3 separate regions of the Mus musculus genome follow, and all the other regions are linked to region 3. The links are chromatin loops, found by intact Hi-C in ENCODE. Cell type or tissue: left cerebral cortex. All regions are shown on one strand.

What was found. A loop is a pair of places that touch in the nucleus more often than their neighbours do. Peaks named below come from ENCODE experiments on the same cell type or tissue, not always from the same donor. Only the 100,000 strongest peaks of a DNase experiment are listed, where the experiment ranks them.
Region 1: a loop joins it to region 3, with 1.8 times the contacts of the local background. A loop is called at or near these places in 5 of 42 quality-filtered maps.
Region 2: it touches region 3 in a loop (2.6-fold over the local background); 8 of 42 quality-filtered maps call a loop at or near these places.

What each region holds. Positions count from the first base shown.
Region 1 is chr13:46,632,442-46,634,941 of GRCm38, reverse strand. The region is part of intron 7 of Cap2 (CAP, adenylate cyclase-associated protein, 2 (yeast)); the gene reads right to left. Among named protein-coding and RNA genes, the nearest start is that of Fam8a1, 36 kb to the left of the region's middle. In left cerebral cortex, no CTCF peak of the experiment used is centred here; DNase peaks (open chromatin) are centred at 228, 705, 942 and 1,422; H3K4me3 peaks cover 266 bases; H3K27ac peaks cover 2,104 bases.
Region 2 is chr13:46,345,559-46,348,058 of GRCm38, reverse strand. No RefSeq gene overlaps it. Among named protein-coding and RNA genes, the nearest start is that of Rbm24, 71 kb to the left of the region's middle. In left cerebral cortex, no CTCF peak of the experiment used is centred here; DNase peaks (open chromatin) are centred at 971 and 1,377; H3K27ac peaks cover 942 bases.
Region 3 is chr13:46,412,979-46,415,478 of GRCm38, reverse strand. No RefSeq gene overlaps it. Among named protein-coding and RNA genes, the nearest start is that of Rbm24, 4.1 kb to the left of the region's middle. In left cerebral cortex, no CTCF peak of the experiment used is centred here; a DNase peak (open chromatin) is centred at 1,197.

The sequences.
Region 1 (2,500 bases), 220 kb before region 3:
TAATAGGAAACTAAGAAACTGGGGGAGATAGAGTAGTTTGTGTGTTTTCCGTACCAAACACAAGGATTGAAACCTTATATAAGTGCCAAATGCTAATGAGCACAGCATAATCTTATTTTCATAAACAACTCGGTATGATGAGATGTCAAAGTCAGGAAGTTTTAATCTGCAGTTGTCTTTTAAAACAGCTATTTTCAAGCACTTACATAATCTCTATTCAGCACAGAATCGCTGTGAATAGAAAAGACTCTTCTCTTATTCAGAATGTGTATCTCTGAGCCTCTGAGAGGCGGAAGTCTCCTCTCCCGGAGCTACAGTTTACTGCACTTTTGTTCTTTGTTTTTTGTTTTTGTTTTTGTTTTTCCTAAGGAGGAGCATCCTGACTCCTTCAGGATTCTGGGGTCAAGCAGAAATGGTTTCATAGTTCTTGAGACTAATCAATTTTTTTTTTCTCCCCGGGATCCTAAATGATTTCTGTCATGTTACTGAGATGAAATTTGGGGGACCTGCTCAAACTCATAGAGGACACACAGCATAAGCTTTGCATGTCAGGCCGTATCCCAGGCCTCAGTGACAGACACACTGAGAGCCACAGAATACTAGGCTTCCTCATAACCACATCATTATCCACACAGCCACAGAGGGGCAGTCCCCTCCCCCATCATCCGAGACACTTCTGCTTTGCAGGCACTCTGTTTTGTGGCTTCCGTATTTTAGGAACAGGCTGGGAGATGTCGCAGCAATGGACAAACCATATCCCATCTTCTGGGGACTTTGACATATTCAGTAGGTGACAGCCGACAGAGAGGGTTTACAGAGATAAATGTGGAAAATAAAATCTCCCACACAAAGGCGCCTGGAGCCTGTGAAATGCTGCCCTGGACGTGCCCTTCGGAGGTCCAGCCACATTTGTACAACATTCGCTGGGTACCAGGCTCCGGTTTCCAAGGTTACTTTCCAATTAGCATTCCGGGGCTTTTGCCGAACAGTGGACTTGAAACCAAACTGATTAGACCTTCCCTGAATTGAATCTCTTCGGGCTGCCCCCGCACGCAGCGGAGGAGCTAAGCTTTCCTGCCTTCTTTTTTTCTGTACCTGTTACAGACCTCTGTGGCTTGGCACCTAGTGGGCAGCAGCCAGCAAGATGGATCCCACCCGAAACCCAGTGAAAGAGGGAGGAAGGCCCTGGGATGGGGGTGGGGGTGGGGGTTGAGGAAGGATTCTCTGGTGCCAAATGTTTTCATTGGTTTAGTACTGACGGACTGCTCAGGCAGGATTTAGCTCTAGATTTATTGGAACACATGAAATACCTACGAATCTGTTAAAATTTCCCAAGTCGAGGCTTTGTGGCAGAAATACTAACTGGAGAATGCAAGCAGGGTGGGCTGCATACTCCTCTGTGTGTGTGTGTGTGTGTGTGTGTATTTTGCCCACACACCCCCACTTGGCGCTTGCAGTGTGGGCATAAGTGTGGGAATAGTCGTCCTGTCCTGTGGGCTGAGATGAACCTTTAAATAGGATGATGTCACTTGGGCTGTACGGAAATTCCTCTGAGAGAAAAGAAAGAGACCCCAGAAAAGCTGTTTGCATTTAGCAAGAAGTCAGCAGCCAATGCCAGGGGCACAGTTCTAGCCTGTATCTGCTGATTTTAAAGCTGCCTTTGCAGAAATCCATTATCTATATTCAGATTTTTATTTTTTCAGAGACCCGTCATCTGACTTAATATATTTGTATTAATTCTTTGAGAATTTTATACATGCTTACAAAGTATTTTGATCATATTTATTTCCCCCTACCCCCAACTCCTTTTCCTAACTCCCTCTAGGTTCACCATTTTCCTTTCCACCCCACCCCCAACTCCCTGTGTACCACATCGGCTTGGAAATCACAATCTAGCCAAAGATGACCTTGAACTCCTGACCTATCTGCCTCCACCTTCCGTGATCTGGGATTGCAGGTGTTTACTACCAGGCTCAGATACATTAACAAAAGAAGTTGTGATTGTTCATTTATGCAGGTGCCCATGCATCTCATGAGGCTTGTGCAGGGGTCAGAGGACAACTTACAGGAGTCGTCTCTTTCCTTCTTCCCTGGGAATGGAACCCTGGTTGATCAGGCTTGGTGTTGAGCCATCTTACTTACCCGATCTGGGTTTTGTTTATTTAAAGTCACTGGTACACAGGAAGTTGGGGGTGGGGTGGAAAGGAAAATGGTGAATCTAGAGGGAGTTAGGAAAAGGAGTTGGGGGTAGGGGGAAATAAATATGATCAAAATACTTTGTAAGCATATATGAAATTCTCAAAGAATTAATACAAATATTATATTAAGTCAGATGACGGGTCAAATGAAAGACTAGATGGATTACCTTGTTAAATAGCAGTTTCCCTGGATCTCCACTTAGAATACATGTGATGGAAGCACGGAGAGAAATATAACATCTTTGACTTTTTTCCCTTTTTGAGACACAGTCTTGCTAATGTAGCTCAGGCTAGCCCCATGC
Region 2 (2,500 bases), 67 kb after region 3:
GCTGTGTTAAGATTCAGCAACAAATGATCCTCAAGTGCTTAGTGGCTTAACAGGTCAAAAGTGGGGTTCTCACCCGTGCCACAGCCTAAATCAGGATGCTCTTGGGGGTTGTCATCTAAACGGTGATTTCGGAGTCTGGGCTGGCCTTGATGTCCTGAGATCTGGATGCAGTCTGTATCTCAGGGCATGCCCGTCAACATACAAAACACAAGAGGGGAATCTAGGAGAGTGTGCTAACTTTAAGTGATGGATGTCTTGCTGTTGAAGTGAACCATGAACGTGGCGTCGTCATGCAGCCTTGACTGACGTGTGAGGAGCTGGGGACATGTGGGATGATCTGACCAGTGTCAGGGCAACATTAACAGACTCTGATCCTAAGCAGCTTGAAGCACTCTCCTCTTTCATTCTCGTCTCTGATTATTTTGACCAGTGGTTCTCCACCTTCTAATGCTGTAACCCTTTAATACAGTTCCTCATGTTTTGGTGACCCCCCCCACCATAAAATCATTTTCATTGCTACATTATAACTGTAATTTTGCTGCTGTGACGAATTGTAACGTAAATATTCATGTCTTTTCCAGGCGAACCCTCTGAAAGGGTGGTTTGAGCCACAAAGAAGTCATGACCCACAAGTTGAAAACCGCTGATTTTCGATGCACACAGAGTTAATTTTTCTCACAAGAGGTTGAGTCAGTGCGAGATAGATTTGGCCTAGTTAAATTCGTTTTTTTTTTCTCTTATGGTACTGAAAAAAATTGACTAGTCAAATATATATAGTCATTCTTGGCAGCTTATGAATAGACATTTACATAAATGTGTGGTATTTTGGCCCAAGAACTCTGCATCTAATTTACAAGGGAAGCAGAAAGTCCCTGGGGTGGGCCTGGAACTTCCAAATCTCATGTACTTGGGGCGGCCAATGTCAGGATCAATTCAGGAAACAAACCAAAGTACTTAAAAGGCAGCACAATCCTCTTAGATATCTCAGAGTCTCAGGAGAGATTCCCTTCACTATTCATAGTGACACTTGGCCACACCCTCTTTCTTATCTCTTGGATACTCCCCCACAACACAGGCAGACAGCACAGTTTTCTGGTATCTTCTCTCTCTTCCCAGTTCAGCATCTAGATGCTCTTCAAGGCTGGGAGCGTTGGGGATGAGAGTGGAAACTGAGCAGACAAATACAAAATGATCCAGCGTTATGGGGTAGGAGAGGAGCTCTGAGTACCATATATTCACAATGTGTGTCCCATCCCACTCACTGGCTGGGCAACCCCCTGGGAGCGCCTGACACACTCCTGACACTTAGTAACTGGCCCTTAGCACTTCTTCATTGACACATCCAACCACTCGGCATGAAGTTACAGTTAAGGCAGAGACAGAGGCCATTTTTAAAAGGAAATGAGGGAATTGTCTCAGCAGGAAAAAAAAAAGATTTATTTCTTATGCAACCAGGAAGGAAAACATAAGTTGACTTTCAGGTTGTGTGGGTGAAAGAGAAATGTCCCCATATGCTCGCGTGTGTAAACATTTGATCCCCCAGTTAGCAATGCTGTTAGGGAAGGTTATGGAACTTCTAAGAACCTTGCTGGAGGAAGTATGTCACTGGGGCAGGCTTTGAGGGTTTATGGCCTGGCCCACTCTTCCTGTTCTTAATCTCTGCTTCCAGTGTGCAGATGAAATGTGATCCCTCTGTTTCCTGCCTAGCAGACTGGCAGCAAGCCCCTGAAGCCATAGCTTCCCTCCCTACCAGGATGGAGTCTATCCCACTTGAACCCTAAGCCAAGATAAACCCTTTCTTCTCTGAATTGCTTTTTGTCAGAGTATTTTACTATAGCAACAGAAGACTAATGAATGCGGGTATCCTTCGTTCCCATTTGCTTGTGATTATAGATGTGGAGTACCTTTTGATGTTTTTCCATTTTCTACCACTGTGAACTCTGTCGTTGTCACACAGGGACAAAACTCCACTTCCCCGTGCCTCCCCCCCCCCCAATTGCTCATTTGAATTGTGCATTCTCTTCTCTCGAATGGGCTTCCATGTCTGAAGTCCTCTTTTCACGTGCATGCTGTCAATGCACTCCTATACATACCCCCCTCTTATTCAGCAGTCTTAAAATATGTACAGCATTTGTGAATCATTCAGAGAGCTTTAAAACATTTCCAAGGTTCAGATCTACCTCAAAGTGTTAAATCAGTAATTCTGGAGGGCAGGACCCATACCCTGATGTTTTGTGTAATTCTTTGGCAGAGTATAAATTGAAGCAAATGTTGAGAACCCACCCATTTCTCAGAATTTAAGGGGTGTCAGAATTTCGGGACAGTGCCTGTGAAAAATGGTCTCTCCTGCTTTTCTGGAAGATTCTGACTCATCCAGATCCTTAATCTATCATGCAAGCACCCCAGGGAATTCTGATGGGTAGAGTTCCCAAATCACCCTTTGGGAAAAATCCCCTTGTGCAGATACTTAGGCAAATCAGAATAGCATCAGAACCCAGCC
Region 3 (2,500 bases):
GAGATGGATCTGAATCCAGACTTCAAGATTATTAAGTACCAAATATTTCTGTACAAAGGCCCATCACAGATTCAGGCTTGCAATAACAGTACGTGAAGAATCTTTTCTCTTTCCGGCTGCTTTTGGCAGAAGAGATGTGGATACCTGCATGCCTTGTGTGCTTCTTTGAAGAGAAAAAGTAAAAAATACTGTACAAGTTAGAAATAAGTTCCAAGCTTGCCATATCCAAGTTAGCGCACATGGATGGCCCGAGTCCTTGGTTACCACTCCTTGGCAGAATTGATACCATTTTATTACAGTAAGCTACTTACAGTAAATCACCTTCCATGTTCAAAATCTTTATCTGTTAAAGGCCAGAACCAAACCACAATGGTTGAACACCCATTTTATCTATTTTTTTTCTCTTTCCTCACCTCTTCTTCCTTTTTAATTCATCATGAATGGCAACTCCAGGCTTACACAAGTTTAGGAGAATTTTGAAGAGGGAAAAAAAAAGTGTAACATTTCATGAAGGTTGAGAAACATCATTTCTTCCTGGATTTAGAAAATCTACCCCAGTGTCGGGACACTCTCTTGCTCTTGCTTCAGGTCCTCAAAACCATGTGCTGAACCTTACAGTACTAAAGAGATAATCTCCTGACAATGGGGGTCTGGAGTGATTAGCTCAATCTGTAGAGGGTTTACCTCGCAAGCAGGAGGACCTATGTCTCACCTGTAGAGTCGTGTGCAGAAGCTAGGTGTATAGAGCTAAGTTTTGATCCATCCCAGCATTTGGGAGGTGGTGACTACTAGGGGGCTAGCCTAGTCTAGTTTGTGAGTTTCAAGCCAGAGAGAGACCCTGAAAAGGAAACAAAACCAAGGTGAGTTAAAGGCTAGGAGGTCAACCTCCATGTGCACATGTTCATCCATACCCTGGAAAACACACACACACACTAAATATTTACTGAAAATCCTCTCTTTAAGATATATAACCCCTGTCCCATGCTTGATATGAACTAATATATTCTGGAGAGAACTCACTGCTTGTGGAATGTTTAAGCCAGTTACTTAGCATTTTTTGAGGTAAGCCTCTTTGGGTAATTTGGAAATAGCCTGTCCTGCTTTGAGTCCCTCTAAGTGAGGCTGCCTCACAGGTTTTCTCGCCTATAGAACAGCTCTAAGCAGTTGCACCTGTTTCTCTGAGCCGGCTGGTAATCCGTAGTCACAGAGAACACACATGCAAAGTAGGCCAGGCTGGTATTTTTGTGCACAGAACTGGCAGTTGGATAGCGAGGTCAGGCAGCTCAGCTCTGTCTTGGAGAAATCTATTCCTGTTGCATTCTGCCTTAGCTAGGTTGGTAAGATGGCTTGAAATGAACAGGTGTAACTATCGAAGCCACAGCACCGATTTTATGTCAAGCGTTTTTCACATCGGAAGGCAGGGTGGAGTTATTTAAGTGATCAGACAGAGTTAAAATGAAAGTGAGGGGGTACAAGAAAGTTCATTGTTAACTTCACCTTGCAAACAGTCTCCCTCTGCTGCAGCCGTGAGCACGCTTGAATTTCTGTTTAAATTTGGAAGGCTGGGAAGAGACTCCGAGCATATTAACCCACCGTGTGTGGCTTCCCTTTTCAACTCAGGGCGCACTTGAGTTTCAAGCGGGTACACAGTGAGCCTCCAGGCTGCCAAGCTATTTTTAGGGCACTGATGGAACTCTCCAAATGTATTGGATGACCGCTCTTGATGACAGTATTATCCCGGTGATGTGGCTGTGGTCTAGGCAAAGGGCAAAGTGGTGGAAATAGCCTTGAATCCTGGGACAGGAGGCACGGGGCCTGATTCAGACAGTTATTAACCAGCTCCCAGAATGGGTTTGGTTTTCTCGATGGGAAAGCACAAATGGAGGGATAGGGGCTCAGCTTAGCGATAGAGCGCATGCGTGCCATAGCAAGGCACAGTTTTCCTCTCTAGCAAAAAGAAAGGTTCGTTCAAGGGTTAGGGATGAGCAGAAAGCACCAGTCCTAGAATGAAGTCTGCTGCTCCCCCTCCCCCCTTATTTAAAGATGTCTATTAGTTATCCGAGATCTAGGAGACAGCCCAGTGCTAGTACTTAAATGTTATTTATTTCCCTTTTAATGTAAACTATTCAAGGTCATCCTGCCAAAGCAATGTTTTCTCTGGTAACAATGGGAAGGCATATTTGTGCTAGAAAATTACAGATTGATAGCAAGATACACACAGGAGAAAATCAAACGCACCCACAATTCTTCTTCTTAAAATAACTATTGACATTTCAGAGCGATCGATTCCAAACCTCTTCCTGCATACAAATAACACACAGGACAGTGTACAAACACCGGTTCATTGCACTTTACACACTGGGCTAGCATCAGCTTAAAAAAAAAAACTTATATAGTGAAATAGTTTTCCTTTTCATGAAATGGTTGTTGTAATTCATTTTAAGTGGCATTTTATCATGCAGTGCTCCAAGATTTGTTTATGCATTTTTTATTTTGTTGG